Linked DNA regions of Homo sapiens: region 2 is linked to region 1. A link is a loop called in an ENCODE intact Hi-C map of the cell type or tissue named here. Cell type or tissue: Caco-2. All regions are shown on one strand.

Region 1 (5,000 bases):
TTTACTACTTCTTCTCCTCCTCCTCCTTCTCCTCCTTCTCCTCTTTTTCTTCCTCTAATTCCTCCCTCTTCTCCTTCTTATTCTTCCTGTCCTTCCCCCTCCTCTCCCCTCTTGCTTCTCTTCCCCTTTCTTTTCCTCCACTTTAACATTTTAAAATTGAGGTGTAATCCACATAACAGATGAATGATATGTGAAACTCATCATTTTAAAATTTACAATTCAGTGTTTTTAGTGTATTAATAACACAGTTGTGAAACTATCAGCTCTATCTAGTTTCAGAACACTTTTTTCCTCACCACACCCTCCCCCATAAAAAAAAAGCCCATAGCTTTTAACTATCACTCTCTAAGCTCCTCATCTCTGCCCTAAACAAAAACTAATTTGTCTTTATGGATTTCCCTATTCTGGAGATTTGTATCAGTAGAATCACACATTCACACATTGCATGTTTTTTTTTTTTTTCTCTGTCTGATTTTTTCACTTAGCATAGTATTTTCAAGGCTTATCCATATTGTAGCAGGTATCAGCACTTCATCTCTTTGTATGGCTGAATAAAATATATCACAATTTGATTATCCATTTATCAGTTGAAGGACATTTGGATTATTTCCACTCTTTGCCTATTGTGAATAATGCTTCTATAACCATTTGTGTACAGCTTTTTGTATGAACATATGTTTTTTATTTATCTTGGTTATATACCTATGAGTTGAATCACTGAGTTGTATGGCAACTCTACGTTTAACCTTTTGAGAAACTACCAGACTGTTTTTCAAAGCAGCCATATCTTTTTGCATTCTCATCAGTGATGTAAGAGGATTCCAGTTTCTACTCATCTTCAATGCTTGTTCCTGTCTGTCATTTAAATTAAAGCCATCCTAATGGGTATGAAGTTGTATTTATCTGTAGCTTTGATTTGCATTTCCTTAATGGCTAATGATGAACATTTTTACATGTGGCTTATTATCTATTTGTATATCTTCATTGGAGAAATGTCTATTGGAATCTTTTGTCAATTTTTTAATAGGGCTTTTGTTTTTATTATTGAGTTCTAAAACTTCTTTCTATATTGTAGATACAACTATCCTTTCAGATATATGATTTGCAAAAATCTTCTAATCTGTGAATTGTCTTTTCACATACTTAATGGTGTTCTTTAAAGCAGAAATATTTTTCATTTTGATAAAGTCCACTTTATTTTTTTCTTCAGTTGCTTGTGCTTTTGGTATCATACCTAATAAGACTTGCTTAATTCAAGGTCATGAAGATTAACTCTCATATTTTCTTCTAAGAGTTTTATAGCTTTAGCCTTTACATTTAGGTCTTTTGCCCATTCGGAGTTAATTTTTGCACAGTACATGGTGTGATATAGGAGTCCAACTTTATTCTTCTGCATGCAGATATCCAGTTTATCCAGGAGCATTTGTTTAAAAGACTATTCTTTTATTTTTAAATGTCTTGGCATCCTTATCAAACTGCATTTTATATCTTGATCAACACAGGATATACTCACATAAGAGACTTGGGAGAAAGCTACCATGCCATTCTAGATGAGGAATCTGGTCATCCAGCTAATCCTGGTAATTGTATTATATTGGTGCAAAAAAGTAACTTGTGGGTTTTGCCATGACTTTCAATGGCAAGAACTGCAATTACTTTTGCACCAGCCTAATACATTTGTTATCAGATTGGAGAAATAATGACTAAGCAAGAAGTAATAAGCAAAAAAAAAAAGTATGGTAGTTCTCTGTGAGTGGGTCCAAGTTTTTGTTACATTATCCACTTTAATACTAAGCATATGCTATAGACTAGAGGTTGGCATGTAGCAAAAATCTTAGTGAGACCTGAAGTAGCATGCAGAGCTTGTGTTCCCAGCAAGAAAGAGTTCTATGAGTTTTTTGGGATTGTGTGAGCAGTACTAATTTCAGAGACATTGTAAGTGGAGAAAAGAAGGGAGGAGACTTCTCTCTTTCTTAGCATCCATGGTCGAACAAGATAGGCATTCACGGACTGAAATGACCTGTCATCCCTATGTGGTCTACAGATTTAATGTTATTTTATATGCTGATTTTAACATGACAATTGCCACAAATGTATCTTTTGTTAATTATTTCTTATTTATTTTTTTATTATTATACTTTAAGTTCTAGGGTACATATGCACAACGTGCAGGTTTGATATATAGGTATCTTTATATACTCTTGTATAAAGATTAACTAGCAAAGGGACATAGGCAAGACCCCACTCGTTCTGCATGACAGACATTCTCAGGAATGCTAGCAGGAAGTCTTCTGAAAGTAAGGTTATGTGTGTGGCTGATGAAACTCAAGGTATGTCCCTGGACTTTGGAAAAGCTGATTTAAGAATTTCAGAGAATGACTAGCTATGTTTCTACAACACGCCACTTGGAGCAGGGAAAGTGGAAAGAGAAGGTGAAGCAACAATCAAACAGGCAGCTCTGACTGTAAACCTATAGAGGATCTCAAGAGAGAAGGAGTCCAGGAGTAAAAAGGTCTGTAGCAAAGATAGAATAAAGACCATATATCAAAGGACAACATGACAAATGATTGTAGAGAAAATTCAGGATGTAGTGAAACTGTTAGAAAGTATGAAGAAGACTAGAAAAGGTTAAGCAAACATGACTGGAGGAAATCAAAGCCTAGCCATGGTTTCCACTGTGCTCCACATCATGTATCTGCTTTCACATCCTTACCTCCCACTAATGCATCATCCACCCACAATATGGTCTGGCCCCACCACCTTCTATAAAATTGCTCTATCAATGATCACCAGGGACCAACACAATTCAAAACCTTGCTTTTTTTTCAGTGCAAACTTCACTCATCTTCTCCATCATGTTGAAGAGATCAAACATTTCTGCATTTTGACACTCCTCTCTTTGGTCATTTGCTTCCTCCTTCCTCCCTGATTGCACCCTCTCTTTTTCCATCTCCCAGTCCTTTGAAGTCAGCATTTCAGCAAGTCCTACAATTCACTCACACTCTAATGAATCTTGTATAGTTTGTCCTATAATGAACTCATTATGTTTCCTCAAAGATTGTCATCTTCCTCCAGCATTGATTGTTACTATAAATGCCAAGCTGGTCTCCCAGAGTCAGCTTCTCCCTTCCCCATTCTCTCTAGGTTCATTCTCACTGGGATCTTTCTCCATCACATATGTGACCATCACTCTCTAGTGCCTTCACTGATTCCCCATTGTTGACAGGATCAAGCCTAACACAAGGCTCCATTTCTGTTTCTGTGTCTTTAGGACAAGTTTCTTGGTTCTTAAGGTCTGGGCCCCACTGTGGACTGCGGCTTTGGGATTTTCTCATGATCTCCCTACTCTGGTCCTGGTTGCCTTCTCATGACCCTAGTTCTTGGATCATGAATAAAGCCATTGACTCTCCATTCCATCATTGCATATGAAATATTATCCAATGGCTCACACTGCTTATCAGGTATTCCGTGATTTGGCCCAGGTGACTTTGTCAATATGCTATTTATTCTCTCTCACACACATACATGCACACACACAAATATCCCTTTCAGTTGACTTGAAAATCATTATTTACCCAAACATACCCAAACCATGGTAAACCATTATTTACCCAAAATACCTTTGCTTGTATTAAACATGCATACATGTGCACATGTAAACACACACATAGCTATACATAGCTAAATACATAATGATAACTTAGCTTTGCTAGGTGTGAAAAAGGCTTTCAACAGTGGTCCCTAACCTTTTTGGCACTAGGGACCAGTTTTCTGAAAGAGAATTTTTCCATGGATCAGTATGGGGGGATGGTTTTGGGATTATTCAAAGCAAATAGACCAGGAGGGCCAGGGGACAGTAGACAGTGTAATTCGGCTGAGAGTCTGGGAGATTCAAAGGAGGGTCAGGGAGCTGGGGGAGCTACTTAATGAGTGAGAAGCTATAACAGTGATATGTGCACTCCTTGGACTCTGTCTTACTCCCTTTGGGCTGCTATAATAAAATATTATAGACTGGGTACCTCATAAACAACAGAAATTTATTTCTCATAGTTCTAGGTGCTGGAAATTCCATAATAAAAACATAGGCAGATTTGAGGTCTGGCAAAGACCCATTTTCTGGCTCATAGATGGCAACTTTTTGCTGTGTCCTCACATAATGAAAAGGAGAAACACATTCCCTTAGGCCCAAGACCCAAGAGCCCTAATCCCATTCCTAATCACTATCCACAAAGCTTCACCTCCTAATACCATCACCTTGGAGGCCAAGATTTCAACATGTGAATTTTAAGGGTACATAAACATTCAAACCATAACCTCTGGTAAAACCAGCTTTCAAACTTCAACCTTTAAATTTCATGTTTATGTTCAGCATACTAAACATGGCAGCATTACTAGAACCTGACTTTTTCTGCTCAGGGAATCTGTTCTAGAGCTTCTCAGTGGGTCCTCCAAGAGGGCCTCAGATGGGTATTGCACCAGAAGCTCTCCCTACCCAGCCTGTCTGCTTCCCAGAGAACCTGAATTGACATAGACTAAAAAGCTAGAGAAAAACAGGAGTCAGGCCATTGCCCCATTATAGTAATAAATAGGTCTTAGGCAACACTTATATGCCAGACACTGTTCTAGAAACTTTGTGTATATGAACTAATTTAATTCTCAAGACACTGGGAGTGAGTACTACTATTAGGACCAGTTATAGGTGAAGATCCAGAGAAAAATACAGAACCACTTTAAAGTCTCACAGCTAGCAATTCATGGAGCCAGAATTTGTATCTACGCAGTCTGAAATACAGTTGGTGTTCATAACCCTTATGCTCTTTTCAGGCAACCTGCTTAAGGGGATTATAGACAAACTTGAAAAACAAAGGAACAAGTCCTTGTAAAGTGTTTGAGTGATATGTGGGGTAGCTTTCCTGACCTCTCTCCCCACCCCACCTTCTGCACTCTGCTCCATCCACATTGGCCTTCCTTCCTTGCCCAGAACTCTCTGGGCTCTTTTC
Region 2 (5,000 bases), 510 kb before region 1:
CACTTTGCTCCTGCCCTGAGCATGTCTTCCCCTCTCAATGCACACCATTTCTCCACGTATTCCAGGTTGGCTGGAATCCTCTTCCTGCCTAAACAGTATGAACCTTCCTTTTCTCTGCCTGTTATTTACCTCTTGATCTGGGAGCACATCCCATTTATTATTAAATTTCATTTACACAGACCTCAGGCTCCTGTGTGTGATTTCCCGGCTTTCAGCTGATTGGATACCTTTTTTTCTGTCCCCAATTGCAAGCAGACGTTAGTAATCAACACAGAGGTTTTCTGGTAATCAAATTAGACAAGTGGGACTCTGCCTTTATTTTCTTCTTAATCACTGGGCGTGATAGTAATAATGTCAGCTCGAATAATCTGGCAGTGTGAAAATCTCTCCATGTTATTATTATTTTTTTTCCCCAAATCTATCTTAGTATCACCCTGTAGCCAGAGAATGCAAACCATGTTCTCATCCAGACTGGGCTTAGAATCTTTGTTGTGGACAGTGTCAACTGCTTCAAGCCTGGGTGAAGCTCATAATTGGATGGTAGTATATCACACAGGGATTTTTTTTTTTAATCCTTAACCATAGCTGGTAATGAGTTTATGCCCTGCAGCTACAGTCTTGATAGCCCTTGACATTTTCTCTTCCTTCAGGAGAGAGGCTACAGCTGCTGCTTAGCCCTTTGCTGGTGAGTGGACCAGCCTTGGCTGGAGCAGAAGAGCCGACTGCCACTCCTCCAATTCCTTAGGAGACCTGGGCCAAGTCACTTTTCTCAGTTGTAAAATAAGGGCTCTCATCTCTCAACTTACTGTTAAAGGCCAGAATAAGAACTGGCCTTTATGAACAAGGTCTTTGCCCTTTTAACAAAATTGCCATTGAAAGTTTATTCAAATGTTGCTTGGCATGACTGACACTCAAACCAGTGATTCCTTTTTACTAAAAAAAGAGGTCTATGTGACTTACTGTGTTTGTCTCTTGCCCTTGTTGTCTGGAACCTCTGAAATAAGTGTGTGCTCACTTCCAGGGCCCTCACTCAAGAGTATTTCTGACATAATGACCACATTCGACCCCCCACCCTCCGTCTTTATTACCCACCACTTATCTCTTTACCTAAGTCTCAAAAGTTTTATTTTTTGATATGTACCTCCTCAAGTTTTAAATGTAAGGAGATCATCAATAATAAAAGCAAATTTTAATGCCTTTCCCCCCCCCCAAAAAAATAAGGGCTCTCTCTGATCTCTGACTCTCTCCACTGGGTTGCTGAGAGACAATGAGCTCGTGTTTCTGGAGCCTGTAAAGCCACTTACATAAAGATGCCATCTAGACGGTGAAGTGTGTATAGAAATACAGTGATTAGTAGATGGTGAAAATAACAAACGTGAAAGCTTGAAGATGAGGCGAAACTCCTTGGGTCTTTCTGCAGCAGGCACAGAGCTCTGGCTTTCTGATATAACTAAGTTGTCCAGGGGGTAGCTGCAGGCCCTGAAAGGTCACATGTCCACTAAAGTGCCTGGAAAAGGAGAACCAGAAACCAACACAGAATCTGTGCGTACTTAGAACAGCGCTGCGTTGAATTCATGCTGCTGTGGTGGAGTGGAGACTGCACTAGATTTATAAACAAACAAAAAATCAGATATTTCTCACTTGCTGTTGATGTTGGGCAAGTCATTTAATTTAACCCTCATTTTTTTTTTTTCTGTAAAGTGGGTATAATACTACCTCAGAGGTTGTTTCCAGGGTATAAGGAAGAGGAAGGAAAATAATAATAATAATAGTAATAATAATGATAATGATAATAGTGGTTTTTAAACTAGATTTCCAGAAAAAAGGAAAAGCCCTGATGTATTGCATTTGCTGATTTCTATGGTATAAGGACTCACACCATGGCTGATTTCAGGCTACTAATGGTTTAACCACCGACTGGCAAGATTCCTGAATATTTCACAATTGGCTTTTGTGAGCCAGCTCACATAGATACCATGTAGCAAGTGCTTTGTATATTCCGGGCTTCTCATATATTATTTCATTTCAACTTCACTGCTACCCCACCAGGTAGTTTTAATTAACCCCTATTTACAGATGAAGAAATTGAAGTCTGAGATATGAGAAGCAGTTTATATAGGATTTTGCAAACGGTGGAGGTAAATTTGATCTAATTTTAGAATTCATGCTCCTTCCTCCATGCCAAACTAAGTAAGTGTGGAAATACATGACACTAACTCAAAGGATTGTTTCCAGGCAATAAGGAAGAAGAAGTGCAGCATATTCCAAACAGAAGGTAATTACTCTCCTGTCTGAGATGTGGGCAGGCTAGGTTCTCACTCCCAAGTCTCCGGGAGTTTGCCCTGGGCTTTTATAATGGCTTTTCAGAACCATGAAGAATATGAACCAGCCCAGCTTTTTTCTCCTGGTCAACAAACCCTCACGTGGAAGGAGGGTTCCACTTCTGCTTCCACTTCTTTATTGGGAACTCTCACACAGTTTTGTCAGAGAGGTATCGGGCAAAAATATTCCTAGGAGGCCATTAATTAGTCCTGGGAAGTAAGACAAAGCCAGGATTTGGCCAAATTCCAGCAGACTGTGCTGTCCTCCAAAATGGGAAAAAGAACATTCCTTCTGAGATAGTGCTTATTTTTGAACACTGGGGCCTGGCCCAAGTGACTTGCAGAGCAGAACTCCATGGAGAACTCTGTGTCCACTCTCCCTGGTGGCTCTCCCCTTTGCTAGCCCTGCCTTTGGATCCAGCCAGCCACTGACATGTTCCCTCCTATGGAGTCATGATCCCCAACCTCCAATGGGCTTTTAGGACTTCCTAGGAAGCTGTCCATGTGGCCTAGGTTTCCACGAAGCCTCTCCCATTCCCCATAGGGGCTGTCCCCAAATTCTCCCACTCTTCCTGAGACCTTGCTTTCTGCTTTTCCAGGAAAATAGAAGAAGAAACACCCCCAACAACTTCCTTCCATCCTCAATTCTGACTTCATCAGAGTTCTCAGCCTTTCTGCCTAGTTTCCCTCCCAATTCAGGGAAAGAAGTTTCTTTCATCGCGTGTGTATTAGTCTGTTCTCATACTGCTATAGAGAACTGCCAGAGACTGGGTAATTAGTCAAGGAAAGAGCTTTAATTGACCTGCAGTTCCTCAGGAAACTTACAATTGTGGTGGAAGGTGAAGAAGCAGCGAGTGCCTTCTTCACAAGGTGGCAGTAAAGAGAGCTTGAGAAGGAGAAACTGTCAAATACTTATAAAACCATCAGATCTCATAAGAACTCACTCACTATCACAATAACAGCATGGGGAATACCGCCCCCATGATTCAATCACCTCCCTCAACACATGGAGATTACAGGTCCCTCCGTCAACACATCAGGATTACAATTCAAGATGAGATTTGGGTGGGGACACAGTCAAACCATATCATTATGGAAGACCATTTCCTCTACCAGTCCCCACTTGCTGACCCTTCTTCCAGGACCAGCAAGAATCTCACCTTATTTTCTCCTAAATTTCAACTTCTCTCTACCAACTTTTCCTCCTCAACACAGAAGTTTATTCAGGTGTTTTCTCATTAAAAAATCCTTGTTCAAGCTGATATTTCATTCTAGAAACACCCATTTCTATTTTTCCTTCATGGCCAGACTTTGGGCAAGGGTTATCCAGTGTCTCAGGGTTTCAACTCACTGCAGTTGCCTGCAAAGGAATTCATCTGAAATATTCCATTTGAATATTGGCCATTTCCAGACCTGGTGAGCCCTCCCTAAACTCTAGCTGACTTGGCTTATCTGTAGCGATGGACAGTGTTGACTACTCACTCCTTCAAAGTGTCTCCTCAATTGGCCTCAGTGATACTCCTGTGTCCTGATTATCCACTTTTTTCTTGTTTCAGTTTTTCCAAGGGACTGTGAACTCCCCGCTCCCCAGGATTTGAATGTTGATTTCTTTAGAATTGGGTCTCCGGCTTTCTCCTTACTTTCAATCTGCTTTCCTTAGGGATCTCATTCACTCCAATCTATGTGCTGGTAACTCCCAAAATCTCATCTTCAGGCTTGACCATTTCTTCGTGATCCACATGCATATATTTATTTCCTTATGGGACATTTCCATGAACTCTCCAATTTCAACATATCCAAAATGGAACTTCTATTTCTTCCTCCATTGGCTTCTACTCCTGGGCTTCTCATTTTATGGAATGGCTCCACCATCCACTTAGTATCCTGAGTAAGTAACCTGGGTGTTATCCTCAACTCCTACCTTGTCCTTACACCTCACTTTCTGTGATTCTTCAGCTTTGCCACTGAAAAGCTAACCATTGCCCCGCTTTCCACACTGTACATTTTGGAAGGAAGTCTCCATGCCATACGTGTACTTAAGGAGTGAAGAGTTATGCTCCCCATTTTCCTGACTTTTTGTTTTTCTTGAGATAGGTTCTCACTCTGTCACCCAGGCTAGAGCACAGTGGTATAATTCTAGCTCACTGCAGCCTTGACCTCCTGGGCTCAAGCGATCTTCTGCCCCGGTCTCCCCAGTAGCTGCAACTACAGGTGTGCACAAAATGCCTGGCTAATTTTTAAATTTTGTGTAGAGAGTGGGTCTTGCTATGTTGCCAAGGCTGGTCTCACACTCCTGGCTTCAGGTGATCCTCCCACCTTGGCCTCCCAAAGTACTGGAATTACAGACGTGAGCCGCTGCACCTGGCCCTAACTTTTTCAAGTGATGCAAAGAAGTAGGGAACAGGTGGTGGCAATGGTGCCCATGACAGCATCTGGCGTGCAGTGCTGGTGCACAGCACCCCATACCTGGTGTTGGCAGCAGTGCGTTTCATTTCAGGCAGCTCCTATTCCTGAATATCTTGTCTGCTTAGCCGTCCTTGGCTCTTGCCAATTTTCAGAACCAATTCTCTAGCCTTCCCAGTGATTTGTAAACATCCAATGTTTCTTTCTTTAAATACCTTTTCTGCTTAAGTCTGAGTCCATTTCTCTTGCTTGCAGTTGAGAATCCAGACTGAAAAA

The links. Peaks named below come from ENCODE experiments on the same cell type or tissue, not always from the same donor. Only the 100,000 strongest peaks of a DNase experiment are listed, where the experiment ranks them.
Region 2: a loop joins it to region 1, with 2.7 times the contacts of the local background. A loop is called at or near these places in 3 of 110 quality-filtered maps.

What each region holds. Positions count from the first base shown.
Region 1 is chr9:106,630,145-106,635,144 of GRCh38, reverse strand. The region is part of intron 1 of LINC01505 (long intergenic non-protein coding RNA 1505); the gene reads right to left. Among named protein-coding and RNA genes, the nearest start is that of LINC01505, 17 kb to the right of the region's middle. In Caco-2, no CTCF peak of the experiment used is centred here; a DNase peak (open chromatin) is centred at 2,334.
Region 2 is chr9:107,140,334-107,145,333 of GRCh38, reverse strand. No RefSeq gene overlaps it. Among named protein-coding and RNA genes, the nearest start is that of RAD23B, 140 kb to the left of the region's middle. In Caco-2, a CTCF peak has its summit at 3,121; no DNase peak of the experiment used is centred here.